Linked DNA regions of Mus musculus: region 2 is linked to region 1. The links are chromatin loops, found by intact Hi-C in ENCODE. Cell type or tissue: heart. All regions are shown on one strand. Each heading gives the region's core, and the rest is flanking DNA. Links, peaks and the distances in the headings are about the cores only. Region 1 holds the start of Tnrc6a (trinucleotide repeat containing 6a). Region 2 has its middle 53 kb from the start of Gm39084.

Evidence for each region. A loop is a pair of places that touch in the nucleus more often than their neighbours do. Peaks named below come from ENCODE experiments on the same cell type or tissue, not always from the same donor. Only the 100,000 strongest peaks of a DNase experiment are listed, where the experiment ranks them.
Region 2: a loop joins it to region 1, with 2.6 times the contacts of the local background. A loop is called at or near these places in 8 of 42 quality-filtered maps.

Annotation. Positions count from the first base shown.
Region 1 is chr7:123,121,061-123,126,441 of GRCm38, forward strand. Tnrc6a (trinucleotide repeat containing 6a) reads left to right here and starts at 2,825. Exons shown (of 24, transcript NM_144925.3): 1 at 2,825-3,272; 2 at 3,608-3,655. The coding sequence starts at 3,268. In heart, for the core only: no CTCF peak of the experiment used is centred there; a DNase peak (open chromatin) is centred at 3,071; H3K4me3 peaks cover 2,639 bases; H3K27ac peaks cover 1,946 bases.
Region 2 is chr7:123,042,950-123,048,330 of GRCm38, forward strand. It overlaps a transcript of Tnrc6a not described here. Among named protein-coding and RNA genes, the nearest start is that of Gm39084, 53 kb to the right of the region's middle. In heart, for the core only: a CTCF peak has its summit at 2,390 (motif pointing left); DNase peaks (open chromatin) are centred at 3,742 and 3,872; H3K4me3 peaks cover 1,056 bases; H3K27ac peaks cover 782 bases; H3K27me3 peaks cover 905 bases.

The sequences.
Region 1 (5,381 bases), core at 163-5,162:
GATGTCCATTAATGAAGCACACAGCTGGGATCTGTCTCTGCAGCTTCAATCAGCTGCACGCAGAAAACCTGTAGGACAACACTGCATCTGTGCTGGCTGGCCACAGACTTCCTTGTCATTCTTCCCCTGTTCTCTGCTCTAGAGCAATGGTGTGTGCAGCGTGATTAGTTTAGTGTGAGGTGTAACTCACTAGACCCTGGTATGCCAGTCTCTGTGTGGGACATAGACCTCTACATGTAATGTAGTCTTCTGAGCATTTACACACTGAATGGCATTGTTACTTTCTCCTTTACAGTGTGTGTGTATACATATATATTTGAAATGATATTTGGTAGAATGATTATATATAGTGGATTCGATTATCAGTGATCACTATTTTGGGATGGCAATGGATTGTATCGATGCACAAACCCACACACACACATATAATCTTAATCACTTATTGCTTACATGACTTTGGGAAAATTAATCACACCTGTTGGCACAGGGGGTGTGTAATACTCCTACCTCAGTGGGAGGTACAAAGACAACAATTAGTGTCTAATTAATCTTTGTATAAGGTACTTAGAATAGTTTGGGATAACATTCACTACGCACTGGAGAAATCCTAATTAGATGAAGTAAATACACTCTTTCCAGTAAAGTATCTACGTGTTCATGTGTCCAAGTTCTTTCTATTTATTAATGTGTAGACTTTCTAAAGTTTAAAGATAAAGGATGGGGATATCGGTCAGTGGTATAGTGTTTACTTAGCAGACATTTTTGCTATACTCAGCATTGCAAAAAATTATTTACGTGTATGAGTGTTTTGCCAGTGTATATATATATATCATATACGTGCCAGGTGCTGAGGAGGCCAGAAGACATTGGGTATCCTGGAACTTGAGTTATAGACAGTTGTAAACCACCATGTGGGTGTTGGGAACTGAACTTAGATTCTCTGGAAGAGCGGCCAGTGCTCTTCTGACTACTGAGCTCTTTTTTACAGCCTCAGTTGTGGTTTTGATAGAGGAAAAAGTAATCATTACCTTCCAAAATTATAATTTGTGAATTAGTCTAATCACTTAACCTTGGTAAGGCAAGGAATATAGAGTAGAGAAGATGGGTGTTGAGGTAATCACAGGAATTGGGCAGAAACAAAGGCAAAACATTATAGGAAAGATTCTGTCTTAATTTGCCTTCTATCACTGTGATGAACACCATACTGACAAGCAAATTGGGGAGGAGAGGGTTTATCAGCTTACAGTTCATAGTTCATCATATAGGAAAATCAGAGCAGGAACTCAAGGCAAGAACCTAGAGGCAGAAACTAAAGCAGAGACATAGAGGAGTGTGCTGCTTACTGGCTTGCTCCCCATGGCTTGTAGCATGCTTTCTCATACAACCTGGGATGGCCTCTAAAGAGCTTCCATATCAACTATTAATCAAGAAAATGCCTATAGAGTTGCCTACAGCAATTTGATGGGGGCATTTTCTCAGATGACTCCATCTTGTATCAGTTTAACAAAGAACCTAACCAAAGTTGATCCTGTGTGTGTGTGTGTGTGTGTGTGTGTGTGTGTGTGTGTGTGTGTTATAGATCACTAGAACTCAGGAGAGAGAGATAGGCAGATTTCTGAGTTTGAGTCCAGTCTGGCCTACATAGGCTAGCCAAGGATATAGAGTAAGACCCCCATCTCAAATAAATTAAAATGTAAAAATTACTAGCATTTATTTGTTATTCTTCATTTTGCAATTTGTAATTTTTTTCCAAAAAATGTTTATAGGGTGTTCATAAAATTAAGAACACCAAAAGAAGAAAAATGCAAAACAGACGTTAACATGCTGGCTAGTTCCTTTCTGGGCATTCATCCACTCATTAGCTAACTACAACACACATTTCTCCTAGAGCAGAAGCAGACAATCACAGAGCTTGTTTCATGGGAGAGACTGGAGCAGGTTTAAACCAGTTAAAGGACTTAGAATAGAAAAGGGCAAAAGAAGGTTGTCTGCAGAGCGAGTTTTCTGAGAAAGTAAAAGGGAGTAGATTTTAAGTAGAGGAGAAATGTGCAGATTACTAGCATTATATGCACCGAATATGTATGTACCTATGTGCATTATAATATCTTAATGCATTATATTGCAGCATCCCCCTTTGGGTATGTATCTTATTGTATTTACAATCAGGTATGTGTCTATATTGTAATTTAAGAAAATAATTGTAATAATTGTATCTTCATGTATTATATTACTGTATCTTATTTTATCTACATGTAGACTTACATACTTTACCTACAGACATGTATCTTACAGTGTTCACATGTAAGAATTTTTGGGTGTTCACATGTCTTTCTGAGAACTAGTATGGCATCTGCGTTTCCATTCTTTTATTGTAACCAAGACCCCAGGTATTGCAAGTAGCTGCGTTTAATGCCACCTCATAGCATTAGATGTCGTAGCTGGCTACAGTTATTCAACCTTTCCTGTGCATTTGAGTTAATATCTTGATTGTGAAGTACTTAAAAGTGATACCCAAATGGTTATTTCTTGAGCAGAGAAATTCGTGCAAGTGGAATTGCTGAGTCAAGGGTGTGTAAAAATTTGAGGCACAAAAATAAAAAAAATGAAACTTCTGGGATGCATTCTTCACCTGGGAAGAGGCACAAATCGAGAGGTTAAATAAATGTGGCTGAAGGTCAAAAGTAATTAGATGTGGGTGAATTTAAAAAACGGCGCGGGCTAGTCTGGCAGCGGCAGGGGTGGAATTTGCGGTTTGCTGGATTTTTTTTTTTTTTTTTTTTTTAAAGGCGTGTTTCTGTAAGGGAGGGGCCGGGCCGAGGGGAAGGAAACTTGTGTCGCAGTAAAGAAGGAGGAGGGGATGGTCCGAGGCAAGCCCGAGCCAGCCTCGGCGAAAAAGGCCGCGCTCCGCTCTTGCCAGGCCCCAGAGCCGCTCGTGGGGAACCTCGGAGTTCCCCGACAGCTCCGGCGAAGTCCTGGACGCGTCAGACAGTTGTCAAGTGGCTGCCTCGTCCGGCAGGCCTAGTTGCTAGGACCTCCATCTTGGGGCTCCCGGGCCACGGCGCCCCCGGAAGGGGTTGCGAGTGGGGCATTCACTTCCGGTCTGGGGCCTGCGGCGGCAGCGGTGGCGGCGGCGGCGGCGGCGGCAGCGGGACGGTGTAGAAAATGGCGCTGGTGCAGCGGCTCGGGCCTGTCCCCGCGGCGCTGCGGAGGGCTTGAGGCTCGCGAGCCTCGTTCCCCGCGCCTCACGCGCTAGTGCACTTTACACACATGAGGTGAGCGGACCGGAGGGGAGGCTCGCTCGGGGGGCCAGGAGCCAGCCTCCGGCGCTGCCGCAGGACCCCCTCGGGCTGATGGGCGGCGGCGCGGGGCAGTCCCCGGGGGGACGCGGGCGTGGGCGGGAGTCCCGGGCGGTCCGGGAAGCTTGGTCCGGCGCGGGCTACGGCTCTGGGCTCGGTCGCCCTGGGCTCGGCGGCCCGCAGCGCTGCAGCCCGCAGCCCCGCCCCTCCCCCACCGCGCGGGCGCTCTGCCGCAGCAGCTCCGTTTTCACGCGCATCCCCTCCCCCCGTTTTTTTTTTTTTTTTGTGTTTGTTTTTGTTTGCTATTTCAGAGAATTGGAAGCTAAAGCTACCAAAGACGTAGAGAGAAATCTTAGCAGGTAAGATGGGCGAGCCTTCGGTCTCCCGCCCCTTTATAATCGTGTGTTTCCACTCTGCTTCGCTCTTCCTGGGTTTACGGACCCCCCCCCCCCAACCTCCACCCCCACCCCCCAACCCCGTGTCATTTGCTTTCGCACTCACGGAACAGACATTCGGGAGAAACGGCCTCAGGGAATATTGCATGGGGGGGGCATTGCAGGGAGACGCGTAATTACGAGTGTGTTCGTTCTTAAAAAGAAAAGCAAAAGGCAGTTCTTGTAAACTTAGTTAAAGCATTCTCACCCTTTTAGAATTTAATTAGGGGACTTGTGCATTAATTACTATTGTAAATGGTTGCAGGCATTGTGTGACTCATGATTGAGGCGGCCCTTATGGCGGGCTGTCAAACTGTTTTGGCTTCCCCGTTATTACTTTGTAGCTAAATTGTTGCCTTTATAAAAAGATACTATGTGTTCACATTTTTTCCTCTCTGTCTCTGCACATTGTAGTCAGGCGGATTCTGTTGCATTGGAAACAGTTTTGTCCTTGAACTTCATGAAGCATAAACTGCGTTTTGTTTTCCTTTGAAACTACATTTTAGTCTGTGTTCAGTGTGTGCTCTTTTTATCAGTTGGGAAAGTAATTAAAAATTGTTACCAGTAAGTGATTATCACTTCTGCTGGGTCTGAGTGCTTTTGCACTGGTAACTGGTAAGCATCAAATACTACCTCAAAAGAGAAGTGGGGTTTTTTTTTGTTTGTTTGTTTGGTTAGGTTTTGTTTGTTTGTTTGTTTTTTTGTCTCCTACCCCGAAGTAATGCATTTCTGGAAAACGTTTAGTTCTATTGAGCTGTAATTTCTAAATTATCAGAGAATTGTACTATACTTGACCCGTTTTCAGATCCACGTTTAAACAGACTTTTCCTTTACCTATTTGTTTTTGCATCATATTTAGACACTCAGAAACTTACAGATTAATACAGTAAAAACAACTTCCATTTGTTTTAGGTCTTAATATGGCTTACGTTTGTTTACTGGAAGTTCTAGGCTTATGTTGGGGTTATTAGCACACTTGTAATTGCACAAGTATTTTTCACCATGTAGAATTAATTGTTCCAAATTTCTGGCTTTTTGATTTTATAAATGTTAATCTGTTGGGGTGACTGTTACAGAATCTGTTCTCTTGGCAAAGAAACAGTATTGGCTTACCCATTAAGGGGTTTTTCTGGAACTCTAAATAATTATGGAATCATTTAAAGGGACCTTAAGAGCTGATACCAGTGGCTAAATGTCAGCTGGATGTTTAAACAAGTTATATTGTGAAAAGCAGGAAAGAAAGAATAAGATACAGAACCGAACGAAATAGATTGAATTATTGAGATGTAATTTTTAGTAATAGTATAGGTTTTGGATCTTTTTCTCCTTTCAATTTTTCTGTGAGGGTACCTAGAATTTAGGTAAACATTGTAACACAAGCATGATTTTCCACTTCATTATGATTGGACAGAACTTGGAATCTCTTCTCTTGGCCTCGTTTGAATTCCAGCTCTGCCACTTAAAATGACCTTGACTCTTGGCAGGTCACTTAGCCTCTGTCTAATCTATGAAACGAGAGGCTTGGGCCATCTTAGTTACTAAGGTCTGTTAGACCCCCTTAGGTCAGTGTCCACAGAGGGCATGTACAATTAGGTGGGAGAGCTCTCATATATACTTAAATAACGGTGGTACAAGGTAGTTGATGGAAGGG
Region 2 (5,381 bases), core at 184-5,183, 78 kb before region 1:
CAACGAGGGTTCTATTAGCTGAGCCATCTCCTTAGCTCCAGACTTTATCTTTTAAGTCAGTGTTTCTAAAATGGAATCAACCAACGTGTCTGTAAAAGCGACCCACAGATTTGCAGTTTCTGTGGCAAAAGTAGTGAAAAAGTCACCTGCTTAAGCATTTCATAAGTCTGAAATGGCCAAGGAAATAAAGATTTACTGCATACTGCTGTTAATTGGGTGTACGATGGTCAGTCTTTAACAGGTTATAGCTAGAATTCAGTTAGTAGAACACAGTCTGTCTCAGCCCTATCATTTGCATACCATTGTTTATTCGTGTAAAATTTGCTTTTTGTTACTACTATGTTGTGTTGTGACTCCGATTAACAAAAATAGATTAATGACTAAAATGTGGTTCACTGGAGTGTAAGAGCAATGATAAAAATAGTTCCAGCCATTGCTGCAGAGGCTTAATGAGAGAACAGGACTTCCAGATCATCTGTGGTGCGATGAATTCACCAGCGTGGCTGGTGGGGAAAGTGTGAATGGGAAAGGCGGCTGTGGAGATCTGGAAATTGGATTTCACTGAACAAGAGATTGCCTGCACCGGATCTTCCATTAGCAACTTTGTCAGGTTGCTGCGTGACTCGGCCAGAGATTTCACATCATTTCCAAAATGGAATTACCTGGGCGACCAACCAGTGTTCTTCAGCCACATGCAATATAAACTGGGGTTGGATCTCAGTGGTCGAGAGCTTCCCTGACTCATGTGATCACAGCTGTGGGGGTCTGTCCCTGGACTTGAAAGAAAAAGTGTTGAGTTCCTAGTTTAGTAATCACTCAACTTTAAAACACAATTTAATTAATTGAGTTTATTTTTTATTGCATATTTATTTGTTTTGTGTGTGTGTGTGTGTGTGTGTGTGTGTGTGTGCACATGCACACGTGCGCATACATATGCCACAATGCCCATGCAGAGGTCAGAGCATAACCTGAGGGAGTTTTCTCTCCTTCTACTATGCGGGTCTCAGAGATTAACTTAGGACTCCCTTGGTGGCAAGTGTCTTTACCTGCTGAGTCATCTCATGGTTCTCATTTTCATTTTTACTGAAGAAACAACAGTAGAAAGCCAGGGCATGGTGGGCACAGTGGGCTTGGTGGGCACGGTGACAGAAGCCTTTGATTCTAATACTCTGAAGCAGCAGCAAGCAGGCTTTTTATGAGTTCTAGGCCAGTCAGGGCTGCATAGTGAATTCTTTGTCTCAAAACAAAATATCCAGCAGTGCTGGGCAGGATTTGGGTGGGGGATGGCTCAGTGGATAAAGCATTTGCTGTAAAGCTTGAGGACAGAGTTCACATCTCCAGAGACCTCCCTCCCCCTCCCCCAAGCCAGATGCAGTGAACAAGCGTCTGCCCTCCAAGTCTTCCTATGGTGACAGAAGACACTGGCCAGTGAGCCTGCCTTACACAGCAATGAGCACCCAGCAAGAGACCATGCCTCAAGCAGACACCTGCAGTTGCCCTCTGACCTCCACATGGACGCCATGGCAAACGCATACCCACCTTCGCACACTGTACACACACATACCCTACACAAAGTTGATGGTAAACAAAATGCTAAGAGAATCCATACACTGATACAGATGTCATCCCAGCACTCAGGAGGGGAAAGTCAGAGGATTGGCAGTTGCAGCCTAGCCTGGACTACAGAGGTGAACCCAGTCTTAAAGAACCAAAGTCAAAGCAAACCAACAATAACAACAACAACAAAAAACAGCTGGGAGAGAAAGCAAGTGCAGAGTTAGGGTTATCTACAGCAGATGCCCAACAAACATGGGCGTACACCACCAGCCAACATTGTGTCCTCTGTGAGTCGCCACTGGTAGAGAAAAATCACATTTCATGTAAAGCATATGTGAGAAAGACATAGAGGGGGCCTGGTGGCACAGGTCTCCAATCCCAACTATTTGGAAGACTAAAGCAGAAAAGCTACAAGTACAAAGGCCAGATGAGTGGCAGAGTGAGCTCAAGGCAAGCCTGGCAACGTAGTAAGAGCCTATCTCAAAATTAAAAGCACAAACAACAGTTGAGCTTACAGCGCAGTAGAGCACTTTCCCAGCCTGGAGGAGACTCAGTTCTCAGTGCTGAGGGAAGAAAAAGGAAATGTGACCGTTCTGAGGTGTAGCAGTCACCAGAAGCAAAGCCCAAAGGCTTTTTTTTTTCCTATTTTTTTTTCTATTTTTTATGTAATCTATTGGGTTTTTGAGAAATGCATTCTAGAGCCAGAGAGATGGCTTAGTGATCAAGAGCACTGGCTCTCCCCCCCCAGAACTCGGTTTGATTCCCAGCACCCGTATTCCCACTCACAAAGACCTATAATTCCAGTGCCAGGGAATTTGACACCCTCTTCTGGCCCATTCTGGTACTGCATGCATACAGTGCAACACACATACACACACACACACATACAAATAAATATTGGGCTGAAGAGATGGTTCAGCCTTTAAAGGCTAGGCTCACAACCAAAAATATGAAAATAAATATATTGAAGAAGAAGCGTATTGAGAGGCTTCTGAGGGAGGACAGTCAATTTAGTTTACATATCTTGACAGTGTTGCAAAGCAACACAACCCGCTGAAGGAACAAGGATGTGCTTGTTGGTGTCTGAAGAATGGCAAGGATGGACATCCCAAGACTCACTCAGGAGTCAGAGCTCAGATGTAGGAGGACCGGCAACGTGCTTTACACGTTTCCCAGTGCACACAGGGAAAATGGGGTCCTCTTACTAAAAAGTATTAAGACTTTCCAGACGAGGGCCAGAGAGCATTGAACCAAGCATGGGGCCTTCATTAACACAAAGCCCTCTGCAAACCCAAAGGTCATGTGGTTTTAGCCGAGTTCACTTTGGGGCAGAGTTGGTTAAGACAACTGAACAGTTCAACTCCAATCCACATGTTGGCCATGTGCTGAAACATCTTCATTTGTTAAAGCATAGGGGCACAGACATGCAAGCACTTTTCAAATCTCTGCATGGTGGGTTGGGGAGATGCCTGGGAGGGCAAGAGCACTTACTCTGCAAGCATGAGGGCATGACTTTGAATCCCAGCACCCATGTTAAAAAGCCAGCTACGGGGCTGGTGAGATGGCTCAGTGGGTAAGAGCACCCGACTGTTCTTCCGAAGGTCCAGAGTTCAAATCCCAGCAACCACATGGTGGCTCACAGCCATCTGTAACAAGATCTGACTCCCTCTTCTGGAGTGTCTGAAGACAGCTACAGTGTACTTACATATAATAAATAGGTAAATCTTAAAAAAAAAAAAAAAAAAAAAAAAAAAGCCAGCTACGGCTGAATGTGTCTGTAACTTCAGAACTGAGAGGCAGAGTCGGGGGGGGGGGGGGGGAGCCCGAGAACTTGTTGGCAAGCCACTGTGGCCTAATGGCAATCTGGCTCAGTGAGATTCTGTTTCAAGGCAATACCACCCAGAGCAATAGAACACACAGACCTTCCAACACCCTGCTTTGGCCTCCAAATGCAGACACAAGGGCATGCACACTCAAATGCTCGCACCATACATATACAACACACAGCATCTCTGGATGGCTGAATTTGCTGGCATCTCACTGGGCCTCAGCAGGCCACATGACCGGTAGCTCAGGGAGTGGATAGGTGTTAAAAACAAAGGGCAGAAATACACGGATCCCCCGATCTCACTCCACTACTCAGAAACAGACACGTCTGAGTGCTGAGCTGCCTGGTGCTTTGCTTGCTAGAGATGGTTTCGGTTAACAGTCCGCAGCCTGATTTGAAGCAGGCATTGACGATGGTGAAGATTGTTAGCACTGCCTCCTCCCCAGAGGGTGTTCCTTTTCCAAGTATCCTGTGAAGCACCCGGTGGTGTGACTCATGCTTTTTCAACACCAACGCACATTAGCTGTCCAGTGGGGACAATACTCATAAGAATAATCGAAAGGAAAGAGGTGTTACAATTTCTGTATAGCATTAACAATGCCAAAGAAATCACAGGCCTGGCCCTTGTCTTTGTCAGAGGTGGGAAGAAATGTTATCTCTGATTTCAAGTGGTGTGTCAACACGCTGTGGTCAGCGGCTTGGAGGGACAGACTGGCATAATAGGACATTCAGTACTGAGGATAAGACACCAGGAAATTGAACTCATTGCAGGAGGAGGCTTTGGCAGCCGGGTGAACACTTTCCAAACACTCAGCTTCTTTGTTCTTTGGTAAAGAAAAGACACATTATTTAATGTATTAGGGCATGTACTTAAGAGCTGTACAAAATACCAGGAAATGTGAAGAAGGTCTTTCCAGTGATGAACCCAAACAAAATTAACTAGAAACTTATTTGCAGCTAGCCACCTGCCTAGTTAAAACATCTAACCTTTCAGCTTTGGAGTGAGGTGTGTCCTTAGCTGCTAATGAAAAGCTAAGTCTTCCATGGAACCTCACCATTATTTCTTGGTCAGTGTGGAACCAACTGTTGGGGTCATCAAACATTTGCTGCCTTATTTAAAAGCAAATAGTTGTTAATACATTCTAATTTAATAGAAAAAAATGGGATCTGTCATTAGCCCAGACATAGGCACAGAGATAAAGACAAAGGTAGGTAGAAACAGATGTACACATACACACACAACACACACACACATATGCATTCACATGCATTCAGGTGCACATGTGGGGGGATGTGCACGCACATGTGTGTGCATGTGTACAGAGGCCAGAGGCTAGCATCTGGTGTCTTCCTCGTTCACTTCCTTATTCACCACCTTACATACTGAGACAAAGTCTCTCAATCCCAAAGCTCACTGATTGGCTAGTCTAGCTAGCTGGCTTGCTCTGAGGAACCTCTGTCTCTGCCTGCCAGATGGTAGGACTATGCAAAGGTTACCATATGCACCTGACATTACATAGGTGTTGTAGAGCCACATCCCACCCCTCATACATGCTCAGCAAGCACTTTACCCAATGAACCACCTCCCAAGGCCTAAATAAAAAAATTTTAAAGATTTTAAAATGTATTTTATTTTTATGTGCACGTGTGTGCACCACATGTATGCAGGTACCTGCGGAAACCATATGAGGCCATCAGTTACAAGCAGTGGGCAAGCTGCCTGAAATGGACTAGGTATCAAGGCAAAAAGTACAGTGATCATTCTTAGCCACTGGCTATCTCCACAGCCCTATATATAAAATGATTTGAGATTTGTTTTCTTATCGTTTTTAATTGTATGTAGACATGTCTCTGCATGTGGGTGTGTGCACATGAACGCAGGTGCCTACAGAGGCTAGAGAAACATTCAAAGATTCTTTCCCCCTTACCATGAACTTAAGAGGTTGCAAGAACACTATACTATTACTGTGAAAATCTTGAAACCACAGAAAATTCA